Linked DNA regions of Homo sapiens: all the other regions are linked to region 3. A link is an interaction called in ENCODE POLR2A ChIA-PET data of the cell type or tissue named here. Cell type or tissue: CD4-positive, alpha-beta T cell. All regions are shown on one strand. Links, peaks and the distances in the headings refer to the core of each region. The heading gives the core; the rest is flanking DNA. Region 1 overlaps LOC124902793 (a long non-coding RNA gene). Region 2 overlaps LOC124902793 (a long non-coding RNA gene). Region 3 overlaps TMEM45B (transmembrane protein 45B).

What was found. Peaks named below come from ENCODE experiments on the same cell type or tissue, not always from the same donor. Only the 100,000 strongest peaks of a DNase experiment are listed, where the experiment ranks them.
Region 1: POLR2A ChIA-PET joins it to region 3 with 10 read pairs; 5 of 35 experiments call an interaction of 5 or more read pairs at or near these places.
Region 2: POLR2A ChIA-PET joins it to region 3 with 36 read pairs; 14 of 35 experiments call an interaction of 5 or more read pairs at or near these places.

Annotation. Positions count from the first base shown.
Region 1 is chr11:129,779,788-129,791,091 of GRCh38, forward strand. The region is part of intron 1 of LOC124902793 (a long non-coding RNA gene); the gene reads right to left. Among named protein-coding and RNA genes, the nearest start is that of TMEM45B, 30 kb to the right of the region's middle. In CD4-positive, alpha-beta T cell, for the core only: a CTCF peak has its summit at 5,785 (motif pointing right); a DNase peak (open chromatin) is centred at 5,804.
Region 2 is chr11:129,798,680-129,809,983 of GRCh38, forward strand. The region is part of intron 1 of LOC124902793 (a long non-coding RNA gene); the gene reads right to left. Among named protein-coding and RNA genes, the nearest start is that of TMEM45B, 12 kb to the right of the region's middle. RefSeq lists an enhancer at 4,819-5,319. In CD4-positive, alpha-beta T cell, for the core only: no CTCF peak of the experiment used is centred there; a DNase peak (open chromatin) is centred at 5,542.
Region 3 is chr11:129,850,665-129,856,027 of GRCh38, forward strand. TMEM45B (transmembrane protein 45B) reads left to right here. Exons shown (of 6, transcript NM_138788.5): 2 at 1,811-1,996; 3 at 3,946-4,152; 4 at 5,044-5,228. The coding sequence starts at 1,819. Among named protein-coding and RNA genes, the nearest start is that of TMEM45B, 37 kb to the left of the region's middle. In CD4-positive, alpha-beta T cell, for the core only: no CTCF peak of the experiment used is centred there; a DNase peak (open chromatin) is centred at 3,397; H3K4me3 peaks cover 469 bases; H3K27ac peaks cover 1,157 bases.

The sequences.
Region 1 (11,304 bases), core at 3,171-8,170, 68 kb before region 3:
GTTGTTTACCCAACTAATTTTTCCATTCCTTCTCCCTCATCCCCACCTTGAGGAGTGGAACCCTTAACTGCTGCTAGGGAGACCGGGTGTTGATTTTTCTAGCTACTTCCCACTGGAGAGGGGCATTGTGTGGGTAACAGCAGCTAGGATTTTCCCAGGGCTGGTTTAAGGGTCCCCAGAAGAAAGATACATTTATGCATGGTTCCATTTGCATTACCATTTGGAGCTTGATAGCCTCTAGGCAAAAAGAAACAATTTGAGTTATTAGAGGACGTGTATTAAAACAAGACAAGGTGGATAAGGACAGCTTTAAAAAATCCCGAGGCTGCTGTCATGCTCTGATAACTGGTGGCTACAGTTATGCCTGTTAAGATTTGGGTGCTTGAACTTGGCTTTGGTTACCTTTCTTGGTCGCACTTTCCCAAAAAGGAAACCTCTGGGTTACGGGTACTCTATTTATTCTTATTACCTGGCAGGTTTGTAGTATAATTGCCCAGAACTGGAATATTGTTCCAGATTTTTACATTGCCCATCCCTTTCTGTCTCCTCTGAGCTGCAGCTTGAGATCGCTGATTGGTTTACAGGAATAAGCAAGGTTTGTTTAAAATATAGGCAAGAACTTAAAAACAACTAATGAGACTAGAAATTAATGACAGCTGTGTGATAAGTTTTGAAACAATTTCTGTCCCTTCAGTCCTTATTTTTATTAAAAACAGATTGTGATAGGACTGAGTTGTTTGCAAAATAAACTTTAGTCTTATACCTGGTTTGATTTTTTGCATAAAGTACAGCAAGAATAATTATTTTTACTTAGGCCTTTCAGATTGGCTCTGAATGTGTGTTAGTATTATTCCTAACATATAACTTGAAGAAGATTAGACTTCGTTTTGGCAATTCCATGTACCTAAACATGTCAAATAATGTTCTTTACCTCTCTTCTGGGTGCTCCAGGGGCCCTCTGTAGCACCAAAAAGCTAGGGGTCAGGAAAGAAAACCTTGAGGCTGAAGTTTGATTTGGGGAAGCCTGTTAAATATGTTAGAGTTTCAAAGCACTTAATATTATGAAACAGAATTTTAGATTATCGTAAGTTATTTGTTTTGCCAAAATGATGGGTCAAAGTTTTGAAAAAGCAAAAAACATTCATCAGCTTTTACTATTACATGAAAATCCTGTTCAAGAGAGAAAGTTCAATTTTACCCTTGCATTAGTCTACTATTGATGTTAACTCCAATTTTCATTTTTATTTTTATTTTTTTTGAGATGGAGTCTTGCTCTGTTGCCCAGGTTGGAGTGCAATGGCACGATCTTGTCTCACTGCAACCGCCACCTCCTGGGTTCAAGCAATTCTCTTGCCTCAGCCTCCCAAGTAGCTGGGACTACAGGCACAAGGCATCACGCCCGGCTAACTTTTGTATTTTTAGTAGAGACGGGATTTCATCATGTTGGCCAGGCTGGTCTCGAACTCCTGACCTCAGATGAGCTACCCGCCTTGGCCTCCCAAAGTGAGCCACCGCGCCTGGCCTAACCCCAATTTTTAATGAAACCTTATAGATGATTCTATCCAACCTTAACCAGTTTGACCAGGAGATGACATTTTCACAAACCTTTTATAACCATTTACATATTTTGCTAAAGAACAGATTAGTGTCTTAAAAAACCTTGTTGTACTTTTACTTCAGTGCTCAATTTACAGAAAAATCGTTTTTACAATTTTTCCCCAATTTGCTTAAACCTAATTTAAGACAGTTCTTTATCCCTAGGCAAAATGTACACTTCCATGCCTTCTTATAATCTTTTACTAAAAACACATTTTACTGTTTTTACACACCTTACATGTAAATATATTCTCAGTAGTTTCAATTACATGTCATAATGGTAATGCTTAGCAATTTTTAACCTGAATGTAAAACCTGGTAAGTTGTTTCAATTATGTGCAAGGTGCAGATTGTTTGACTCCTTCCAACATAGTTAGGGGCATAGTTACTTCCATATGTTCCCGGGCCTTACAAATTGTGAAGCAAGCAAGTTGACAGTTTTTAAAGGCCACAGAAACAGTTCACAACCTTAAAACATTTAGCAAACCTAGCATTTGACCTACATAATCTAGACTACGTCTTTACACCTTGAAGACATTTGTATTTTACCAACAATCCCTAAGTCTGTTCTTTTTTTTAAAGATTAAAGTTATGTAAAATGAGTCATTACAGCTCTTACTTTTCCTTTAAAAATATTTTATCCAAGTGCTTATCCTTTTTTAAGTTAATTAGAGCTCTTTTTATAGACATCATACACATCACACATATGACTATGCAGACAGACAGAAAAAGATCCAGCAGCTCAGGGTGGAGCCCTTTAAGAATAGGGCCAGCAATCAGAGAAATGCAAATCAAAAGCACAATGAGATACCATCTCACACCAGTTAGAATGGTGATCATTAAAAAGTCAGGAAACAACAGGTGCTGGAGAGGATGTAGAGAAATAGGAACACTTTTACACTGTTGGTGGGACTACAAACTAGTTCAACCATTGTGGAAGACAGTGTGGTGATTCCTCAATGATCTAGAACTAGAAATGCCATTTGACCCAGCCATCACATTACCGGGTATATACCCAAAGGATTATAAATCATGCTGCTATAAAGACACATGCACACGTATGTTTACTGTGACATTATTCACAACAGCAAAGACTTGGAACCAACCCAAATGTCCATCAATGATAGACTGAATTTAGAAAATGTGGCACATATACACCATGGAATACTATGCAGCCATAAAAAAGGATGACTTCATGTCCTTTGCAGAGACATGGATGAAGCTGGAAAGCATCATTCTGAGCAAACTATCGCAAAGACAGAAAACCAAACACCACATGTTCTCACTCATAGGTGGGAACTGAACAATGAGAACACTTGGACACAGGAAGGGGAACATCACACACCAGGGCCTGTCGTGGGGAGGCGGGAGGGATAGCATTAGGAGATATACCTAATGTAAATGACGAGTTAATGGGTGCAGCACACCAACATGGCACATGTATACATATGTAACAAACCTGCACGTTGTGCACATGTACCCTAGAACTTAAAGTATAATAAAAAAGAAAATGTAAAAAAAAAACAAAAAAAGAATAGGGCCAGGAAAGCATGTAGTTTCTGCAACCTAACAGACAGGCATGACTGTAAGACAAAAACAGATTTTGAGAGGGATTTATTCACCTTTAATTCCAGGGGTTCCATGATGAAAACAGAGATTTCTCCCAAAATGGGATCTGTGGTGCCTTTTCTGTTCTCCCAAGGAGTTCTATGCCACCAGAACTCATCTTAGGGCCTTTCATGCATGTGCCAGGAGTGTTGAAACACAGTAAAGTAATGCAGTCAACTGAGAAAAAACCTTTTCCAGAAAAAACAAGATATGAGGGGAAAAAATGGCCTTTTAATATACCTATAACTTGGATATCCACTTTTAATTAAGCTGAGCATTCTTTAAGAAAATGCTTTTTATTAATTAAAACTTTACAGAGAATATAAACAGTGATCCTTATTATTCCTTTTACCAGTTTGCACCACTACCCATTCACAATCATGTTCAGGTTCTCCAGTTTCTTCTGGGCGAAAGTGGCTGGGTTCAGGCAAGTAAAGGTTCTTAACTGTAGATCCCTCTAGCAGCAAAGCTTGATATTTGAGGGGCGATTGTCTGTTAGCCAGAGACTCCCTTAGAGGACAGCAGTTCTGCTATACTGTGTGGGGTGCAAACAGTTAAGTTATTCCCCATGGTTAACCTGGTGGCCTCCGGCACCAGCAAAGCCACTGCTGCAACTGCTCAAAGGCAAGCTGGCCATCCTTTAGCCACCAAGTTAAGTTCCTCACTTAAGTAACCCACTGGCTGTTTAGCTGACCTTGAGCCTTAGTTAAAACTCCCAGGGCCATTTCATTCCTTTCTAACACATAGGCACTGAATGCTTTCCCTATGGGAAGATTGAGGGCAGATGCTTGAAGCAAGGCTTGTGGCTGAAATCAAGGCTGGTTAAAGGCTTTTGAGTTTTGGGTTCCCAAGTTAGGGAGCAAGTTTCAGTGCGTTTCTTTCATGAGGTGGTATAAAGAGCGAGCTATTTCACCATACCCAGGTACCCACAGTCTGCAAAACCCTGCAATGCCTAAAAATCCCCTCAACTGTTAAAGGAAATGGGCTTAATCCTTTCCTCACCTGGTGCTCTCGTCTCTTTTGATAAGACTAAGCCTAGATACTTTACTGAAGTCTGACAGAACTGAGTTTTAGATTTTGAGACCCTGTATCCCCTTTTTAGCTAAGAAATTGAGGAGAGCCTCAGTGCCTTCCTGAGACTTCCTCAGTTGGGACACAGAGGAGAGTGTCATTTACATACTGTAAAGTTTCAACTTGAGGGTGAGAAAAAATTAGAAAGATCTTGGACAGGGCCTGTTTCAGCAACTTCCTTTCAATATCAGGAGCTGCCTGAGTAATAAACCTGCTCTTCATTGAAATAAAAAGATTGAGGCCAGGCGCGGTGGCTCATGTCTGAAATCCCAACACTTTGGGAGGCTGAGGCAGATGGATCACTTGAGGTCAGGAGTTCGAGACCATCCTGGCCAGCATGGTGAAACCCCACCTCTGCTAAAAATACAAAAATTAGCCAGGCATGGTGTCAAGTGCCTGTAATCTCAGCTACTTAGAAGGCTGAGGCAGGATAATCACTTGAACTCAGGAGGCAGAAGTTGCAGTGAGCCAAGATCACACCATTGCACTCCAGCCTGGGTGACAGAGGAAGACTCCATCTCAAAAGAAAAAAAAATGGTTGAGGGATTTTCATCTAGTTTTTGATCTATCATGGAAAGCTTGGAATAGTTAATAGGTATGGCTTTAGCCCTTTCAAGCCCTCCAATATACACATTTGAAAGGGTTTCCTTCTCCATTTTCAGATGCTATCATCATAGTCCTATTTAGGATCCTCCAAGGGCACTGCTACTTTCCTCATTGGATTCTCTTTCCCTGGTACATTCTTCCAGGACAGTTTAAATACTTGGGTTAAATCCTGGAAGGCTTCTGTGAGTGAAGTTGAGGCTTGCCCAGAGCAAACTTCAGGGCCTGAGGGTTAAAGGAGATCCAGGTTACACTTGAGGGGAGCGAAGGCTTGAAGATGGGATGTTACCCATCTAGAAAAAAGGGAAGAGGCGACCCAGCGTGGAAGGGAAGGCCAAAAGGGCATCCCCCTTCACCCATTTTCTCCCATCATCTGGGTCCCAGTGACCATCATAGCCACTGCCCCATGGATGCAAGCATGACCTTCATCCATGGATATAGAGGAGCTAGTCAGCAGGATTAGTCATGGTGACCTGCACTAGGCCCCAACCCTTTGCCCTGCTGGTTTCCTAGAACCACTTGGCCCATAAGGCTCCCAGGGTACCCTAGGTGTCCAGGAGAGGTTGTATTTGGGTGAGACCCTTTAAAGGAGGAAGTGTTTCAATACTATCTCTGGCTTCCCTTGCTATGCCCCTAGCAAAACATTGAAATCCCAGAGAGTGGGACCAATTGACTTACAAACATAAAATCCCCTTTTTGTTTAAATGCCAATGGAGGTGGAATGTAGAACAGATGTCTCAAAAGAACATATGAATTGAATAGCTGTCCTCTCAACTGTTAAAGGTGGAGCTTTGCTGTTTACAGATGGGGCATGGAGCCTGGTCCCTAATAGACATAGGAGGCAGATGAATTGGGGAACTAGAGGTTTTGGATGAAGGGCCGATAGGGCCCCCATGGAGAAAAAAAAAAAATCCCATCCCAATAGGTGGCACTGTAGGATATGAAATATTAGGTAAGGCCTCTGACTCCAAATTTTTCCCAGGCAGAAATTAGAAAAAGAGGTTTGAGGCTTAATAGGCTGTCCCCACAGTATGCCTTCCAGCAGAAGAAAATTAACGTGTCTCATAAAGGAACTGTTTAAATATGTTGGGCAGTGCTGAGCTTTTACATGGAGGGAAGAAACAACCCAAATGGAGAGGGAAGATACTCACTTGGTGTATTAATCTGTTCTCAAGCTGCTAATAAAGACATACCTGAGAATTTATAAAGGAAAGAGGCTTAATGGACTCACAGTTCCACATAGCTGGGGAGGCCTCATAATCATGGTGGAAAGGAGAGCAGGTACAGGGGAACTCCCCTTTCTAAAACCATCAGATCTTGTGAGACTTATTCACTATCATAAGAACATCATAGGGAAAAACCCGCCCTCATGGTTCAATTAACTCCCACTGGGTCCCTCCCATAACATGTGGGAAGTATGGGAGCTACAATTCAAAATGAGATTTGGCTGGGGACACAGCCAAATCATATCATTCTGTCCCTGACCCCTCCCAAATACAATGCTCTCACATTTCAAAACCAATCACGCTTTCCCAACGATCCCCCAGAGTCTTTACAAAATCATTGCAGCATTAACTTGAAAGTCCACAGTCCAAAATCTCATCTGAGATAAGGCAAGTCCCTTCCACCTATAAACCTGTAAAATCAAAAGCAAGTTAGTTACTTCCTAAATACAATAGGGGTACAGGCATTGGGTAAATACATCCATTCCAAATGGGAGAAATTTGGAGAAATTGGTCAAAATGAAGGGGCTACAGGCCCCATGCAAGTCCGAAATCCAGCAAGGCAGTCAAATCTTCAAGCTCCAAAATGATCACCTTTGGCTCCATGTTTCACATCCAGGGTGTACTGATGCAAGAGGTGGGCTCCCAGTGCCTTGGGCAGCTCCACCCGTGCGGCTTTGCAGGGTACAGCTTCCCTCCTGGCTGCTTTCACAGGCTGTGATAAACATGTAAGTGCATTTCTGTATTTGTTTTTTGACATCAGTGTATTGTTTAACACACACACACCAAGGATTGATTGAATTTGCATCAGCTCTATGGATCAATTTGGAAAGGATTAACATTATTACTACAGTGAGTCTTTCAAGACATGAACATAATATATGCCTTCTTTACGTAGGTCTTAAGTTCTCTCAATATTTTTTTACAGATTTCAGTGTAGACGTCTTGCACATCTTTTGTTAGATTTAATAATCATTGCCTGTATTAATTGTTTTATTAGGAATTGCCAAATGATTTTCTAATTCTATCATTTACATTCATTAGCTAGAATTATCCTATAAATAAAAACTCTCCCTCGTTCTCTAAGACTATTTAATTTTCCTGATACACCGTTCATACCAAAAAGGTAAGATAAATGCTTATTTCCTTTCAATTAATAATTTTTTAACAAATAATTTGGTGCCTTGGCAATCTCCAAAACTGTCTAGTTTTATCTTTCTCTTTTGAACTATAATGATTTTTATATATTCAATGTTTTTATATATATTCAATGTTTTTATAAATTGTTGGCATATGTTGGGTTTTCAAATTATCCCATCGTTAGACAGAATGTCCCTTCAAGCTAGCTCCTGTTTTTTTTAACAAACTTTTTTTTTTAACCTAGGTTTCCCCAAGTTAGAGCCCAAGGAAAGGACTTCTGTGTAAGCAGTGCCTTTTGGAAAGTGATTCCAGAGAAGGAGTGAATGCCATGGGGAATGCTAGGAAGAGGGGACATGTTTGCCACTGGGAGCCTTTTTCTTTTTTTCTAACTAGTATTTTTTGAGAAGCATTTTAAAACATGTCTCAGAATTATCCACCTAATGGCAAAGAGGTAAAGCATTTATACACTGGCTACTACTCCTCACTGATCAAGAGTAGCCTCCTGGGTATTTATTCCATCCAAATTCCCAGTTGCACATGCATGACCATTAGGTGGGTTCCTACCAAGTTTCTACACCTTTCAAAGAGTCAGATACGCCCCAGGGTGGAAAACAAGTGATCAGTAGCACAACCAGACAGGAAGCATTATCTGTTTATCCCTGTACAAAACCTGTCAAAGCTTGCATGAACAACTGACCACAGCTATGACCAAAATAAGAGGTGAGGCTGGGAAGACATTGAATGTTGCACAAGAGGTGTCCAGTGACTCTGAGCTATTCATGCATCTCATAAGTCTAGTCTATCACAGAACCTCCTTCAACAGTGATCAGCCACAATTTCTGCAAGGATTCCATGTAAGTGGATAAGTTGAACAAATTATAGTTCCCACTGCTCAGCAGGTCCAAAGGCCATGATTGGGATAGTCATCACATGCCACCTTCATCCTTACTTCAGCCTGCAGCATACTTCTGAAAAGAAGTTAATCTCTTCTGAGGGTTTGGTCTTTTTTTTTTTTTTTTTTTTTTTTACCTTTAGTATACATGTGATTGCTATATTGTAAATGCAGGTTCCTGAAAGACTGTTTCTGTAAGCAGAATGACGCCACACAAAGTGAAAAGGTTTTCCTCTTATTCCAGCAGTGTCTTGTCTTCAAAGAGGAGTCCATTACATCTTGCCTTGATTTTTATGGTTGTGTTCTTGGATGGAAAGCTGAAGTGGGTAGTAATTTCCAAATGTTCTTTATAATATCCACCCTGTATATTATAAGCAAAGTTGTTTCGTATTTTGTTGTATCTTTTTCTGTTTAGCACTTTATGGCTTTTTAAGTCTACTGCATTTGAGAATGTAGTTTAGAAATTCTTTCACTGTTAAAGCCATGTGAAAACTAATAGAGGATAATGAAAGTGAGTGTACATTATTTTGTGTTTAACTTCCTGGTTTGTGGTGTGTGTAAACAAAACATTAGAAATATATTGTCTTTTTATAATAATACTCTTTGACCTCATTTAAAGTGATCTGCCATGAGGTCTCAATGATCAAGCTTATGTTTATTCTAGTGTGTTTTATTCTAATACCTAAGGAATTCAGCCAACTTTGTTTCTATCATCGGATAGTCTCAGAAAATAATGTGCTTTATCTATATTACTGCCTCTTTTCAATATTTAAGAGAATAATTGTCTTCTGGTTTCTACTGAGCCTAGTAATAATCACTAAAGACCTAAAAAAAAAGTGAGTAATCTTTTCCTTCCATTAGAGTATTTGAATAGCCCATTCAAGATAATGGTGGTGTGAAAGTAAGTCATCCAAGCTTTTCCGCCACATCTAAATTTTTATTTAATTAATTAAATAATTAACACCCACTTCCAAAGAGTTCAAATGTTGTCTTAAAGCAGTCACTACTAATTTGCGTTAATCCTGTATATTCAGTGGATGCGAAGTCATAACTTGGTATTGTATCAGAAGTCGTGTTAGTCACTGGTCTTGCTCTTTGAACATTATTTTCATTTGTAAAATGAGGGAATTGGTTTGTTATGATGGGAAATAAGTTAATTTTAAGGGTCCTGAGAAAGTTGCTTCATTCATGGCAGTGTTTGGGATCACTTAACTTTTTTTTCAGGTATTTGGTGTCATGTTTTTGGAGTTAATGTTTGGTGCTTACATAATTTTTAATTATTACATAATTTTTATTGGTACATGTTTACAGGTACTCTCACCAAACCAGTGGAATGATAGTCTCTCTTAATATGTTATTGCCTGCAATGGCCAAGTAGATATGCCTGAAAGTCATATGAAAGGTTTTACATGTCTATTAAAATGTGTGTGTACTTTTAAATCTGTAAATGTTATCTGGAATTTTTATTGTGTTAATTTCAGAAGTATATGGGCATTATGACTTTTTCATTGTACAAAAAACATTATTATATTCATAAACATTGGAATACAGAAGTTTCTTGACTGACAATAGGGCTATGTTCCAATAGACCCACTGTAAACTGAAAATACCATAAGTTAAAAATGCATTTAATACACCAAACCTACTGAACATCCTAGCTTAGCCTAACCTATCTTAAATGTGCTCAGAACACTTAATGTTGGCCTATAGCTGGGCAAAATCATCTAATACAAAACCTTTTTTATAATAAAATGTTTAATATCTCAGAAAAAAAAGAGAAGTCAATCTCTTCCCCTGCCTTGTTCCTGTCCAGTCATGTTCCTAGGAAAACTAAGAGGCTGGACATAGTTGTTCACACCTGTTAATCCCACCACTTTGGGAGGCTGTGGCGGGTGGATCACTTGAGGCCAGGAGTTCCACATCAGCCTGGCCAACATGGTAAAACCCCTTCTCTAAAAATACAAAAATTAGCCAGACGTAGTGGTGCACACCTGTAATCCCAGCTACTTGGGAGGCTGAGGCATAAGAATTGCATGAACCCAGGAGGTGGAGGTTGCAGTGAGCCGAGATCATGGCTACTGCACTCCAGCCTGGGTGACAAAGTGAGACTCTGTCTTTAAAAAATAATTAAAAAATAAGTAACCAAGGTAGCTTTCCTTACCTTCCTGTTATGCTCATACATGTAACACACACGTAAACATTTTTTTAAACAACAATGTATATGTGTGTAATATAATCTCATTAATGTGAATCAAATGAACAAAAAGAAAAAAAACTACCAACTCGATCTAACATATCCAGAACACTCTATCCAACAACAACAGAACACATATGCTTCTCAAGTGCACATGGAACATTCTTCAGGAAGACCATATGTTAAGCCACAAATGAAATCTCAGTAGATGTTAAGAGATAAAAATCATACAAAGTATCTTCTCTAACCACAGAAACATGAAGTTAGAAACCACTAACAGAAGGAAAACTTGAAAAATTACAAATTTGTGGATATTAAGCAACACATTCTTAAGAAAACAACAGGTCAAAGAAGAAATCACACAGGAAATCAGAAAATACTTAGAGATGAATAAAATGAGAACACAACATACCAAAACTTGTGGAATATAACAAAAGCAGTGCTGGGGGAGAAAAGTATAGCTGAAAATGCTTGTATTTTAAAAAGAGTGATGATCTCAAATCAACAACTTTACAACTCAAGGAACTAGAAAAATGAGAACAAACAAAACCAAAATCTAGCCAAGGGAAGGGAATAATAATGATTAGAGCAGAAATACATAAAATAAAGAGCAGAAAAACAATAGAGAAAATTAACAAAACTCAAAATTGGTTCTTTGAAAAAAATTAATGAAACTGACAAACCTTTAGCTAGACTGACTAAGAGAAAAAGAGAGAAGTCTCAAATTACTAAAACCAGAAATGAAAGTGAGGATATTACTACTAATTCTACAGAAATAAAAAAGATTTTAAGAGTATTATGGACAGTTGGACTCCAACAAATTGGATAACTGGTATAGTTTGAATGTTTCTGTTCCCTCTAAAATTCATGCTGAAATTTAATCCAAATGCAACAGTATTAAGAGGTGTGACTCTTGGGAAGCAGAGCCCTCATGAATGGAATTAGGGGCCCAAGGGGTTTAACTGAGGGAGTTCACC
Region 2 (11,304 bases), core at 3,660-8,659, 49 kb before region 3:
AAGAGCAGTAAGAATCACTATAGTCCAGCTCTTAGGAAGCCCCAGTCCTAGGGGAAAGGGAAGAGCACCACATCTAAGGATCACACCATGGGATAAGAGAATCTGAACAGCAGGCCTTGAGTTTCAGATTTCTTCACTGAAATAGTCTACCCAAATGAGAAAAGAACAGAAAAGCAATTCTGGTAATATGACAAAACAGGGCTCTATAATACCCCCAATGATCACACCAGCTCCCCAGCAATGGATGCAAGCCAAGAAGAAATCTCTGAATTGCCAGATAAAGAACTCAGAAGGGTGATTATTAAGCTACTCAAGGAAATGCCAGAGAAAGGTGAAAACCAACTTAAAGAAATTTAAAAAGCAATACAGGATATGAATGAAAAATTCTCCAGAGAAATGATGTCACAATGAAAAAAATCACTTCTGGAAATGAAAGATACACTTAAAGAAACACAAAATGCATTGGAAAGGTCAACAATAGACTAGAGCAAGTAGAAGAAAGAACTTCAGACCTCAAAGACAAGGCTTCTGAATTAACCCAATCAGACGAAGACAAAGAAAAAAAGAAGTTAAAAATGAACAAACCCTCCCAACAGCTAAACCTAAGAATAACTGATGTTCCTGAGGAAGAAGTGAAATCTAAAAATCTGGAAAACTTGTTTGAGGGAATAATTGAGAAAACTTCCCTGGTCTTGCTAGAGATCTAGGCATCCAAATACAAGAAGCTCAAGGAACACCTGGGAAATTCATCACAAAAAGATCATCACCTAAGCACATAATCATCAGGTTGTCTAAAGTCAAGAATGTTAAGGAAAGGATCTTACGAGCTGTGAGGCAAAAGTATTAGGTAGCCTGTGTAGGAAAACTTTTCAGACTTCTCAGCAGAAACCTGATAAGCCAGAAGGTACTGGGGACCCATCTTTAGCCTCCTGAAACAAAATAATTTTCAGCCAAGAATTTTGTATTCAGTAAAACTAAGCTTCATAAATGAAGGAAAGATAAAGTCTTTTTTCAGACAAACAAATGCTGACAGAATTTGTCACCACTAAACCAGCACTACAAGAAATGCTTAAATGAGCTCTAAATCTTAAAACAAAAGCTCAAAATACACCAAAATATTAATAGAACCTCCTTAAATCATAAATCTCACAGGGCCTATAAAACAATAATACAGTGGGGAAAAAAACAAGGTATTAAGGCAACAACTAATACGATGAATAGAACATCAGTACCTCACATCTCAATACTAACATTGAATGTAAATGGCCCAAATGCTCCACTTAGAAGATACAGAATGGCAGAATGGATAAAAATACACCAACCAACTATCTGCTGCCTTCAAGAGACTCACCTAACACATAAAAACTCACATAAACTTAAGGTAAAGGGATGGAAAAAGACGTTTTACATCAATGGAATCCAAAAGGGAGCAGGAGTAGCTATTCTTGTATCAGACAAAACAGACTTTAAAGTAACAACAGTTTAAAAAGACAAAGAAGGACATTATATAATGATAAAAGGCCTTGTCCAACAGGAAAATACCACAATCCTAACTATATATGCATCTAACACTGGAGCTCCCAAATTTATAAAACAATTACTACTAGACCTAAAAAACAAGACAGACAGCAACACAATAATAGTGGGGGACTTCAGTACTCCACTGACAACACTAGACAGGTCGTCAAGACCAAAAGTCAACAAAGAAACAATGGACTTAAGTCCATTTGCACCAAGGTATAGTTTAACAGATATTTACAGAACATTCTATCCAACAACTGCAGAATATACATTCTTTTCTTCAGCACATGGAACATTCTCCAAGATAGACCATATAATAGGTCACAAAACAAGTCTCAGTAAGTTTTTAAAAATCAAAATTATATCAAGTATCCTCTCAGACCACAGTGGAATAAAACTGAAAACTCCAAAAAGAACCCTCAAAAGTATAAAAAATACATGTAAATTAAATAATCTGCTCTTGAATTATCTTTGGGTCAACAGTAAAATCAAGATGGAAATTTAAAAATTATTTGAGCTGAATAATAGTGACACAACTTTTCAAAACCTCTGGGATACAGCAAAAGTGTTGCTAAGAGAAAAGTTCAGAGCATTAAACACCTACATCAAAAAGGATGAAAGAATGCAAATAGACAATCTAAGGTCACACTTCAAAGAACTAGAGAAACAAGAACAAACAAAAAAAAACTCAGCAGAAGAAAAGAAATAACAAAGATGGGAGAACTAAATGAAATTTAAACTAAAAAAAATAAATGGAACAAAAAGCTGGTTCTTTGAAAAGAGAAACAAAACTGCTAGAACATGAGCAAGATTAACCAAGAAAATAAGAGAGAAAAAATCCAAACAAGCTCAATTAGAAATAAAATGAGAGATATTACAACTGATACCACAGAAATATGAAAGACCATTTAAGGCTACTATGAACACCTTTACACACACAAACTAGAAAATCTAGTGGAGATGGATAAACTCCTGGAAATATACCACCCTCCTAGGTTAAATCAGGAAGAAATAGAACTCTGAACAGGCCAATTACAAGTAGCAAGATTGAAACACTAATTTTAAAATTGCCATACAGGCATGGTGGCTCACAACTGTAATCTCAGCACTTTGGGAGGCCGAGGCAGGTGGATCACCTGAGGTCAGGAGTTCGAGACCAGCCTGACCAAAATGGTGAAACCCCATCTCTACTAAAAATACAAAAAATTAGCCTGGTATGGTGGCAAGCACCTGTAATCCCAGTTACTCAGTAGGCTGCGGCAGGAGAATCCCTTGAACTCAGGAGGCAGACATTGCAGTGAGCCAAGGTCACACCATCGCACTCCAGCCTAGGCAACAAGAGCGAAACTCCGTCTCAAAAAAAAAAAAAAAATTGCCAACAAAGTCAGGTGTGGTGGCTCACAGTAATCCCAACACTCTGGGAGGCCGAGGTGGGTGGATCACTAGGTCAAGAGTTCAAGACCAGCCTGGCCAACATGGTGAAACACAGTCTCTACTAAAAATACAAAAAAAATAGCTGGGTGTGGTGGCACGCACCTATAATCCCAAGTATTTGGGAGGCCGAGGCAGGAGAATTGCTTGAACCCAGGAGGCAGATGTCACAGTGAGCCAAGATCATGCCACACTGTGTCCAGAATTGGTTCTTTCCGCTGGGTTCTTGGTCTCACTGACGTCAAGAATGAAGGCGCGGACCCTCATGGTGAGTGCTACAGTTCTTAAAGATGGTGTGTCCGGAGTTTGTTCCTTCAGATCTTCAGATGTGTCTGGAGTTTCTTCCTTCCAGTGGGTTTGCGGTCTTGCCAACTTCAGGAGTGAAGCTGCAGACCTTCGCGATGAGTGTTACAGCTCTTAAAGGTGGTGCGACTGGAGTTTTTTGTTCCTCCTGGTGGGTTCATGGTCTCACTGACTTCAGGAGTGAAGCTGCAGACCTTCGTAGTGAGTGTTACAGCTCATAAAGGTGGTGCATCCGGAGTTACTTGTTCCTCCCGGTGGGTTCATGGTCTTGCTGACTTCAGGAGTGAAGCACAGACCTTCGCAGTGAGTGTTACAGCTCATAAAGGTAGTGTGGCCCCAAAGAGTGAGCAGCAGCAAGATTTATTGTGAAGAGCGAAAGAACAAAGCTTCCACAGCATAGAAGGGGACCTGAGCGGGTTGCCGCTGCTGGCTTGGGTGGCCAGCTTTTATTCCCTTATTTGGCCCCACTCACTTCCTGCTGATTGGTCCATTTTACAGAGTGCTGATTGGTCCATTTTACAGAGTGCTGATCAGTCTGTTTTTACAGAGTGCTGATTGGTGCGTTTACAAACATTTAGCTAGACACAGAGCGCTGATTGGTGCATTTACAAACCTTTAGCTAGACAGAAAAGTTCTCCAAGGCCCCACCCGACCCAGGAGCCCAGACAGCTTCACCTCTCAACAGCACTCCAGCCTGGGTGACAGAGCAAGACTCCATCTCGGAAAAAAAAAAAAAAATTGCCAATGAAAAAAGTCCAGGATCAGATGGATTCACAGTTGAATTCTATCAGACATTCAAAGCAGAATTGGTATCAATCTTACTGAAAATATTCCAAAAGATAGAGAAAGAGGGAATACTCCCTAAATCATTCTATGAAGTCAGTATCACCCTAATTCCAAAACCAGTTAAGGATATAACAAACAAACAAAAAAGAAAGAAAAGAAAACTATAGACCAATATCTCTGATGAACATAGATGCAAAAATCCTCAACAAAATAGTAGCTAACCGAATCCAACAGCATTATCAAAAAGATAATACAGGGGGATTTTGGGATCATGGCAGATGGGGGGCAGGACTAGATTGCAGCTCCAAACAAGGCAGCATGCAGAGGCTTGCATTGTGAATTTTAGCCCAGATTGACTGCAAGAAAAAAACAGCAATCCTTAGAAGACCCAAAGACCCTCTGAAGGAAGCAGACTGCTCCTGTGGGAGCCAGGAGACACCCTAAATACTGTGAGTGCCCCAACTGCATAAGTGAGAAGGGAGATTCTCCTTTCCCAAACACACACCCCCACTAGAGAAGATGAAGGTCTGTTTGCAAGAGAAGTTTCCAACTTTACCTGGAGCTGAGTCAAGTTAGAGAGCTGAGCGAAATACAGGGGTACAGGAAGCACCAGAAAGGCGCTGGGAGCTCACTAGGTCCCCAAGCAGCCCATTCCTGCCTGACACCACAGGAATCCATCGGGAGGGTGGCCAGAGGAGCAGGCGGTTAAACTCCACAAGGAGAAGGAAATCTCTAGCTGAACTTTGTAACAATTTGAAAGGGGTGAGAAGCCTCCTAGCCAGAACTTGTGGGAGGGCATGAATCTGGTGCACAGACTTCACAGGCAAGGGGAAGAACTAAAGCCATTTTCTTTCACAGCTGGGAGGCACAAAGCCTCCAGTAAGTTTTCAAGTCCATCCCGCCCTCTGCCTGGAAACAGACTCAGGGCTGTTGTGGGAGGCACAGTAGGAATGAGAGTGGCCCTTCGGTTTATATGGGAGCTGGGTGAGACCTGTGACTGCTGGCTTTCCCCCACTTCCCTGACAACCTGCATGACTCAGCAGAGGCAGCCATAATCCTCCTAGGTACACAGCTCCAATGACCTGGGAATCTCACTCCCATCCCCCACAGCAGCCACAGCAAGACCCGCCCAAGGAGAGTCTCAGCTCATCACACCAAGCCTCGCCTCCACCTGATAGTCCTTCCCAATCCACCCTAGTAGCAGAAGACAAAGAGAATTTAATCTTGGGACTTCTAGGGTCCCACCCACCACCAGTCCCTCTCCACACTACTACAGCTGATGCTTTCTGGAAAATGCCACCTCCTGGCAGGAGGCCAACCAGCACAAAAATAGAGCATTAAACCATCAAAACTAAGGACCCTAACGGAGTCCATTGCATCCTCCACCACCTCCACTGCAACAGGCGCTGGTATCTGCAGCTGAGAGACCTATAGACAGTTCACATCACAGGACTGTGTGCAGACAACACCCAGTACCAGCTTGGAACTGGGCAGACTCGCTGGGTGGCTAGACTCAGAAGAGAAACAACAATTACTGCAGTTTGGCTCACAGGAAGTCACATCCACAGGAAAAGGGGGTGAGCACTACATCAAGAGAACACCCCATGGGACAAAAAAATCTGAACAACAGCCTTCAGCCCTAGACCTTCCCTCTGACAGAGCCTACCCAAATGAGAAGGAACCAGAAAACCAACCCTGGTAATATGACAAAACAAGGTGCTTTGACACCCCCCAAATATCACAGTAGTTCACCAGTAATGGATCCAAACCAAGAAGAAATCCCTGATTTACCTGAAAAAGAACTCAGGAAGTTAGTTATTAAGCTAATCAGAGAGGGACCAGAGAAAGGCAAATCCCAGTACAAGGATATCCAAAATATGATACAAGAAGTGAAGGGAGAAATATTCAAGGAAATAAAGAAAAAAACAGTCAAAAATTCAGGAAATTTTGGACACACTTTTAGAAATGTGAAATGCTCTGGAAAGTTTCAGCAATAGAATTGAACAAGTAGAAGAAAGAAATTCAGAACTCAAAGACAAGGTCTTTGAATTAACCCAATCCATCAAAGTCAAAGAAGAAAGAGTAAGAAAATATGAACAAAGCCTCCAAGAAGTATGAGATTATGTTAAACAACCAAACCTAAGAATAACCAGTGCTCCTGAGGAAGAAGACAATTCTAAAAGCTTGGAAAGCTTATTTACGGGAATAATCAAGGAAAACTTCCCCAGCCTTGCTAAAGACCTAGACGTGCAAATACAAGAAGCACAAAAAACACCAGGGAAATTCATCGCAAAAACATCTTTATCTAGGCATATTTTCATCAGGTTATCCAAAGTTAAGACAAAGGAAAGAATCTTAAGAGCTGTGAGACAGATGCACCAGGTTACCTATTAAGGAAAACCTATCAGATTAACAGCAGATTTCTCAGAAGAAACCCTACAAGCTAGAAGGGATTGGGACCCTATCTTCGGCCTCCTCAAACAAAACGATTGCCAAGAATTTTGTAGCCAGCAAAACTAATCATCATATATGAAGAAAAGATATAGTCATTTTCAGACAAATGTTGAGAGAATTCGCCATTACCAAACCACCACTATATGAACTGCTAAAAGAAGCTCTAAACCTCAAAACAAATCCTGGAAACACATCAAAACAGAACCTCTTTAAAGCATAAATCACGCAGGACCTAAAAAAACAAAAATACAAGCTAAAAAGCAAAAACAAAGTACTGAAGCAACAAAGAGCATGATGAATGCAATGGTACCTCACATTTCAATACTAACATTGAATGTAAATGGCCTATGTACTCCACTTAAAAAATACAGAACCACGGAATGGATAGGAACTCACCAACCTTCTGCTGCCTTCAGGAGACTCACCTAAAGGTTAAACATAAGGACTCATATAAACAAAGTAAAGGGGTGGGAAAAGGCATTTTGTGCAAAGTAAATGGACACCAAAAACAAGCAAAACAAACTTTAAAGCAACAGCAGTTAAGAAGGACATTATGTAATGGTAAAAGGTCTTGTCCAACAGAAAAATATCACAATCTTAAACATATATGCACCTAACACTGGAGCTCCCAAATTTATAAAACAATTACTACTAGACCTAAGAAATGAGATAGCAACACAGTAATAGTGGAGGTCTCCAATACTCCACTGACAGTACTAAACAGGTCATCAAGACAGAAAAATCAACAAAGAAACAATGGATTTAAACTATACCTTGGAACAAATGGACTTAACAGATATACACAGAACATTTCATCCAACAACCGCAGAATACACATTCTGTTCAACACATGGAACTTTCTCCAAACCAAACCATGTGACAGGCCATAAAACAAGCCTCAATAAATTTAAGAAATTGAAATTATATCAAGCACTCTCTCAGACCACAGTGGAATAAAACTGGAAATCAACTCCAAAAGGAACATTCAAAACCAAGCAAATACATGGAAATTACATAACCTGCTCCTGAATGAGAACTGGGTCAAAAACAAAATCAAGATGGAAACTAAAAAATTCTTTGAACTGAATGACAATAATGACACAACCTATCAAAACCTCTAGGATACAGCTAAGGTGGTGCTAAGAGGAAAGTTCATAGCCCTAAACGCCTATATCAAAAAGTCTGAAAGAGCACAAACAGACAATCTAAGGTCACACCTCAAGGAACTAGTGAAACAAGAACAAACCAAACTGAAACCCAGCAGAAAAAAGAAATAACCAAGATCACAGCAGCACTAAATGAAATTTCAACAAAAAAATACAAAAGATAAATGAAACAAGAAGCTGGTTTGTTGAAAAGATAAATAAAATTGATAGACTATTAGCAAGATTAACCAAGAAAAGAAGAAAGAAAATCCAAATAACCTCACTAAGAAACAAAACAGGATATACTACAACTGAAATACAACAACCACTGAAATACAAAAGATCATTCAAGGCTACTATCAACACCTCTACACACATGTACTAGAAAACCTAGAAGAAATGGATAAATTCCTGGAAAAATACAACTCTCCTAGCTTAAATCAGGAAGAATTAGATACCCTGAACAGAACAAAACACGCAGTGAGATTAAAATGGTAATTTTAAAATTATCAAGAAAAAAAGTCCAGGACCAGGCGGATTCACAGCAGAATTCTACCAGATATTCAAATAATTGGTAGCAATCCTTCTGACACACTTCCACAAGACAGAGAAAAAAGGAACCCTCCCTAATTCATTCTGTGAAGCCAGCCTTACCCTAATGCCAAAACCAGGAAATGACACAACCAAAAAAGAAAAGTACAGATCAATATCCCTGATGAACATAGATGCTAAAATCCTTAACAAAATACTAGCTAACTGAATCCAACAACATATCAAAAAGATAATCCATAATAATCAAGTGGGTTTCATACCAAGGATGCAGGGACCATTTAACATATACACATCAATAAATGTGATACACCACATAAACAGAATTAAAAACAAAAATCACACAATCATCTCAATAGATGCAGAAAAAAATGATTCAACAAAATCTAGCACCCCTTTGTGTCTAAAACTCTCAGCAACATCAGCATACAAGGAACATACCTCAAAGTAATAAAAGCCATCTATGACAAACCCACAGCCAATATAATACTGAAAAGGGAAAAGTTGAAAGCATTCGCTCTGAGAACAGGAATAAGACAAGGATGCCCACTCTCACCACTCCTCTTCAACATAGTACTGGAAGTCTAGCCAGAGCAATCAGACGAGAGAATGAAATAAAGGGTAGCCAAATCAGTAAAGAGGAAGTCAAACTGTCACTGTTTGCCTTGAAAACCCTAAAGACTCCTCCAGAAAGCTCCTAGAACTGACAAAAGAATTCAGCCAAAAGAATCTTGTTTTTGGATACAAGATTAATGTACATAAATCAGTAGCTCTTCTATACACCAACAGTGACCAAGCAGAGAATCAAATCAAGAACTCAACCCCTTTTCCAACTGCAAAAAAAAAAAACCTTAGGAATATACCTAACAAAGGATTCAAAAAACCTCTACAAGGAAAACTACAAAACACTGCTGAAAAAAATCATAGATGACACCAACAAATGGAAACACATCCCATGCTCATGAATGGGTAGGATCAATATTGTGAAAATGACCACACTACCAAAAGTAATTACAAATTCAGTGTAATCCCCATCAAAATACCACCATCATTCTTCACAGAACTAGAAAAAAATTCTAAAATTCATATGGAACCAAGAGAGCCCACATAACCAAAGCAAGACTAAGCAAAAAGAACAAATCTGGAGGCATCACACTACCTGATTTCAAACTATACTATAAGGCCATAGTCCCCAAAACAGCATGGTACTGGCATAAAAATAGGCACTAGACCAAATGAACAGAATAGAAAACCCAGGAATAAACCAAAATACTTAGGGCCAACTGATCTTTGACAAAGCAAGCAAAAACACAAAAGTAGGAAAAGGATACTCTATTCAACAAATGATGCTGGGATAATTGGCAAGCCACATATAGGAGAATTAAACTGGATCCTCATCTCTCACCTTAAACAAAAATCACTCAAGATGGATCATGGACTTTAAGACTTGAAACTATAAAAATTATAGAAGATAACATTGGAAAAACCCTTATAGACATTGGCTTAGGCAAGGATTTCATGACCAAGAACCGGAAAGCAAATGCAATAAAAACAAAGATAAATAGCTGGGAGCTAATTAAACTAAAGAGCTTGTGCACAGCAAAAGGAACAGTCAGCAGAGTAAAAAAACCCACAGAGTGGTACAAAATCTTCACAACCTATACATCTGACAAAGGGCTAACATCCAGAATCTACAACAAACTCAAATCAGTAAGAAAAAAACAGCCGGGTGTGGTGGCTCACACCTGTAATCCCAACACTTTGGGAGGCTGAGGTGGGCAGATCACCTGAGGTCAGGAGTTCCAGACTAGCCTGACCAACATGGTGAAACCCTGTATCTACTAAAAACACAAAATTAGCCAGGCGTGGTGGCAGGTGCCTGTAATCCCAGCTACTTGGGAGGCTGAGGCAGGAGAATCGCTTAAACCTGGGAGGCAGAGGTTGCAGTGAGCTGAGATCTCACCATTGCACTCCAGCCTGGGCAACAAGAGCGAGAGACTGTCTCAAAAAACAAACAAACAAACAATCCCATCAAAAAGTGGACTAAGGACATGAACAGACAATTCTCAAAAGAAGATATACAAATGTCCAACAAACACATTAAAAAATGCTCACCACCACTAATGATTAGGGAAACGCAAATCAAAACCACAATGAGATACCACCTCACTCCTGCAAGAATGGCCATAATCAAAAAAACAGTAGACGTTGGTGTGGATGCAGTGAACCAGTAACACTTCCACACTGCTGGTGGGAATGTATACTAGTACAACCACTATGGAAAACAGTGTGGAAATTCCTTAAAGAACTAAAAGAATTATCATTTGATCTCGCAATCCCAGTACTAGGTATCTACCCAGAGGAAAAGAAGTCATTATTTGAAAAAGATACTTGCACATGCATGTTTATAGCAGCACAATTTACAATTGCAAAATTGTGGAACCAACTCAAATGCTATCAACGAGTGGATTAAAAAAACTGTGGTGTGTGTATATATATATATATATATATATACACACACACACACACACATATACACGTATACATATATATACATATATACGTGTATATATACATATGTGTGTGTGTGTATATATATATATGTGTGTGAGTATATGTGTGTGTGTGTGTGTGTGTGTGTGATGGAATACTACACAGCCACGAAAACGAATGAATTAACAGCATTTGCAGTGACCTGGATGAGACTGGAGATTATAATTCTAAGTGAAGTAACTCAGGAATGGAAAACCAAACATCTTATGTTCTCACTGATATGTGGGAGTTAGCTATGAGGATGCGAAGGCACAGAATGATACCATGGACTTTGGGGGTTTGGGGAGAAAAATAGGAGGCAGTCAAGGGATAAAAGACTACAAATATGGTGCCTTGTATACTGCTCAGGTGATGAGTGCACCAAAATCTCACAAATCACCACTAAATAACTTACTCATGTAACCAAATACCACCAGCACCCCAATAACTTATAAAAAAAATTTTTTTAAAGATAATACAGCAATAGTCAAGTGGGTTTCATACCAGGAATGCAGGGATATACAAGTCAATAAATGTAATATATCCAGTAAACAGAATTAAAAACAAAACTCATATTATCCCA
Region 3 (5,363 bases), core at 364-5,363:
CTTTATTTCTGTCTGAGACCTCATCAGAATTGCCTTCACCATCGGTATCTCTATCAACATTCTGTTCATGACCACTTAGGCAATCTCTAAGAACGAGGCTTTCCCCACAGCTCATATCCCACATCTACAGCTCTCCTCTTCTTCTGAGCCCTCACCAGAATCATCCTTAGTGCTCCGTTCATGGCAATCCAGGCTTTTTTCAGCACTCACTTCAAAGCTGTTCCAGCTTGTATTCATTATCCAGTTCCAAAGCCACCCCCACATTTTTACATATTTGTTATAACCCCTGGTTATAAATGTTATAAACTCCTCTGGTACCAATTTCTGTCTTAGTCCCTGTTGTGCTGATATCACACAATACGCAGACTGGGTAATTTATAAAGAACAACAATTTATTTCTCACTGTTCTGAAAGCTGGGAAGTCCAAGATCAAGGCAGCAGCATCTGGTGTCTGCTGAGGGCTGCATCCTCACATGCAGGAGGACAAACAGGGGACCAGCTCCCTCCAGCCAACCCCTGTATGAGGGAGGGCATCTGCTCCTAGTTCAGGAGGGAGGGGCCCTCATGGCCTAGTCCCTTCTTAAAAGTCCTCTTCTCGGCCGGGTGTGGTGGCTCACACCTGTAATCCCAGCACTTTGGGAGGCCGAGGTGGGCAGATCACCTAAGGTCAGGAGTTCGAGAAAAGCCTGGCCAACATGGTGAAACCCCGTCTCTACTAAAAATATAAAAATTAGCCAGGCGTGGTGGCGGGTGCCTGTAATTCCAGCTACTCGGGAGGCTGAGGCAGGAGAATCGCTTGAACCTGGGAGGCAGAGGTTGTAGTGAGCCAAGATCGTGCCACTGCACTCCAGCCTGGGTGACAGAGTGAAACTCTGCCTCAAAAAAAAAAAAAAAGTCCCCTTCTCTTAATGCTATCACCTTGGCAACACCTGGATTTTGGAGGGGACACATTCAAACCACAGCAATCACCAACAACTGGTATTTTTCTCCCACCCTACATATTCTTTAGGTAACCACCCAGGCCAGTGGGGAAAATAATCAATCTACTTCTGAATAAATCCTAGCTATAGTTTCATGCTACTGCAAATGGGATAACAGCAAATCATGCCTGAAAATTTTTGGAATAAGGTGATGTTTACATCGTTATGCTGATTTTTACAAACTGTGAATCATATTGACCAGGTTCATTTGTACTAGACCACCACACCAAAACTTTATAAAATTATTTTCCAGTTGGGTGAAAAATGATGTTGTGCTTTCGTTTGCCCATCTCTAATTTCCGGGAGATTTATAATTTGTTTGTATTATTTTGTGAATCATCCGTTCATGTCTTCTGCCTATTCTTCTACGGTCTTTTTCTTATCAATTTGTAAAGACTCTAATGTAATAGCCAACTGCTACAAGCATGTTTCTGATTTGTTGTTTACCTTTTGATGTTCTTGATATTAAAAGATGCTTATATAGCTGAACGTTTTTCTTTTCTAGTTCCCCCCTTTATGTTTATGGCTTGGAAGTTTTCTCTATCTGAGATCAATAAATATTACCTATCCTCCTCTTTCCCCACCCTCATCCTTTTATTTTACCCACATGTTTAAAGCATTACAGACAGTGGAGTCCAGTTGGTTATGCAACTCACTTTACAGATGAGACTTCAGTGACGTAACATAAGGCTTGTTTTATGAGAATGTGTTGATCCTTCTTAACGTGGCTTATGATTTGCAATCTCAGGCACGTATTGTGTTTCCTGCCAAAATATACATTTGTTTGCTTGCTTCATTAGCCACCTAACAGCCTTCCCCTAATTTTTTAGGTGTCCTGATGGCAAATTTCAAGGGCCACGCGCTTCCAGGGAGTTTCTTCCTGATCATTGGGCTGTGTTGGTCAGTGAAGTACCCGCTGAAGTACTTTAGCCACACGCGGAAGAACAGCCCACTACATTACTATCAGCGTCTCGAGATCGTCGAAGCCGCAATTAGGACTTTGTTTTCCGTCACTGGTAAGAGCAGGGGTCATTTGGTCTAGGGAATCTCCTCATCATACCCAGAACCTTTAATTCATTTTCTGAGCCCTGTGAAATAGATGTTCCCACTGGCAGAGATAATAGGGCAACAATTTCCTGATGGCCACTAGACTATTTTATCGTAACATCCATTGTGTACAGAGCTTTATAATACTAACGGTTGACAGCTCTCACATCATGGGACACTGTGAAAAACTCAAATCAACAAGGACACAGGTATGGAAAGTTGTAGGAGCAAAACACCCACTGTATGAAAAAGATATGACACAAATAAAAAGAGAAAAAAACAAAATAGATTAGGCTCACGTACCTTAGTTGTGACAAAGTAGAAAAATCACCTTTTTTCCTCAATTGTCTCTCCCTCCAGATCCTTACAGTAGTTAACACCCAACCCACTGGCTTATCTTCATCCTCAAGTCTCAAGCGCTTATAGAGAGTTTATGTAGATTCGTAAATTAGCCAGTGGGAGAGAAAAAGCAGCAGAGGGCTGTTGAAGAGGAATTTTCCTTCACTCTGCCCCATTCCAACAAGATCCACCCACTCCCACTGTTTCCTTCGCATCCACTCCGCTCCACTGCGGCCCTCCAGGAACAAGCAGTGATGACAGTAACAAGTGTTCTTCCTCAGGACCAGCCCCACCTGGGGGGAATGAGGGGTCTTAATCTGCAACTGACAATTACCACTTGTCATCAGTGGCCTATGGCTTCTTGGAGAGAGTGAAGCAACATCGCTTCTCTTGGAGGAAGCAAAGCTTCACAGGGCTTTGTTGGTCTCATCCTGCTGAATGTCCCCACTCACCATTCAGGCATCAGAGAGGCCTCCCGTGAGAAGTGACAGGGACCTGTGGCTTAAAGGATCAGGACAGCATCAACCTTGCCTAAATAAAGCTAGGACAATTACAATATTTGGCCCCTTGACTGGGTGAAAATGGTACTCATTCAACAGCTCTCTGGCACTCCTACCACAAGCCAGGAAGTCACTGTTCCAGGCATAGGAGATACACTGGGGAACCACACAGCCGCTGCTGTCACAGGGCTTCCATTCTAGTGTCACTGGGACTTTTCCTGGGTCATTTCCACAACTTCCTGACTCTGTGTGTGGGAATTCAAAAAGGGTCTGGCTTGAGAAACAAGTATCTGGGAAACGGAGTCCAAAATGTCATCATGGAGGATTTCTTCTAGGCTTCCCCAAGAACACTTTGGGTACCAGGCATAAAGACAAATCTTTTGCCTTCCAAATTAGCTGATAAAAGTAGAAGGGATAAGAACTAAGAGCTATCCTGTGTCGCAGTTTCGTCATTTTCTGGCCCACATCCTGGGGCCTCTGCCTTGTTTACCCGGTGTTTTAAAACACACAGCTGGGAGGGGCGCAGGGCTTGCAGAGCTGGCTCTGTGCCCAGGAAGGACACGCACTCAAAATCAGCCCTGCAGACACGCACCTGGGAGCCGCTTCCCTCCCTTGGCACGTACAGGTATCTTCATTACCAGTGTGTCTCTGCTCAGATTCTGCTTTCAGCCTAATTGTTTCTGTCTGGGATTTCTTTCACTGCTCACTTGGCAGGGAAGCCCAGAGATTATTCTATCAGCCACACTCCGACTTAAGTGATGATGTCTTGCTCATCTCTGCTCCTGGACAAACCTCCTGGGGATCTATGTGTGTGTGGTTGTGTTCATTGATTCTTCTACCCTCAACCCCAAACCCCTAAAAGGAACAACAATGGCAAGATGTCTACACAGGTGACTCAGCACACACCCTACTTTATACTGAAGCAGCTGCACCTGAGGCAGCAAAGTAGCTCTGCTGACCCGCGGGCCACCCTCACCTCACCCCATCTCCGCTTCGCTCATGCCTTTGGGTTATTCCTTGCTCCTATTTGTCTTAGAGCTACTCTTCCCTCTAAAACATCCATCCTCATTTCCCTGCAGGGATCCTGGCAGAGCAGTTTGTTCCGGATGGGCCCCACCTGCACCTCTACCATGAGAACCACTGGATAAAGTTAATGAATTGGCAGCACAGCACCATGTACCTATTCTTTGCAGTCTCAGGAATTGTTGACATGCTCACCTATCTGGTCAGCCACGTTCCCTTGGGGGTGGACAGACTGGTTATGGCTGTGGCAGTATTCATGGAAGGTAATTTTGTGGAACGGATGGAGAGGAAGGAGAGCCTGACAAGTCATATTTATGAAGGATCAGAGTACAAAATATCAGAAATGTTGCAAATATAATAACCTCCCCCAGAAAATCCACATCTCTGGACTGCCAAAACCTGAATAGGACCTAGTGCTCTACTCTGGATGGGCCAGGTGACATATTCCCTAAAGTAGCTCATGAAAGCTTTGAGGCTTGAAGGCAGCTACCAAAGCCCCGGCTAACACTGCAGGAGTCCTCCTCGCCTTCCCACTGCCGCCAGCAGCCCCTGCTCACACACGTGCATATTCCTCGGTGTGGACGTATGTGCGCACATACACATGCGGGTACACACAATGCCCCAGCTGGTTGAATGCCACCATGCAGGGGATACACCCCTTTGGTTAAGCGAAACCACACTCTACCTTTTGCCCAGGGAGGTACCGTCTTGCCTCCATCACAAGCCTCAGGAGACCCACTCCACTGCCAGGGGAGCGCTGCCAGTATGACTCACACTGACTGGGGTATGAAAATACATTTTGTCATCTAACAACCTCACTTCTGTACCTCAGCAAGAGTCGAAAAAGGTTGAGGGCAAAACTGAATTTCAAGTATACACACACAGTCTGTTACAAATCAGCAACATGCTTCAGCCGGCCCATCCTATACTGACCCCACCATGGGTTCCATAGAGATTTTAAGATACAATCCCTTGCTGCTTTATACTCCTAACATACTCATGAAATACACTTACTCGCATCTGTTTGCTGCCTGTAATGTTATGTACTAACTGCCTAAATGCTGAAGAACCTAGCTGAGACAGGTGTAGGAGGAAACTTCGGTGATGGTGAAAGCCAAGCGTAGCCCTGACAGCTGCCATCTGGTTTGTGGCAGGTTTCCTCTTCTACTACCACGTCCACAACCGGCCTCCGCTGGACCAGCACATCCACTCACTCCTGCTGTATGCTCTGTTCGGAGGGTGTGTTAGTATCTCCCTAGAGGTGATCTTCCGGGACCACATTGTGCTGGAACTTTTCCGAACCAGTCTCATCATTCTTCAGGGAACCTGGTTCTGGCAGGTGATTTTCCACACCCAGGCCCCTCGCTGGTCTGGATGGAGAAGCCCCCACCGAGCGCATCCCAGAGAAATCCCTGACGAGAATATGGGGTCTGAAAATGCAGCATTAACATGCCATGCAAAGGGGTTTAGATGA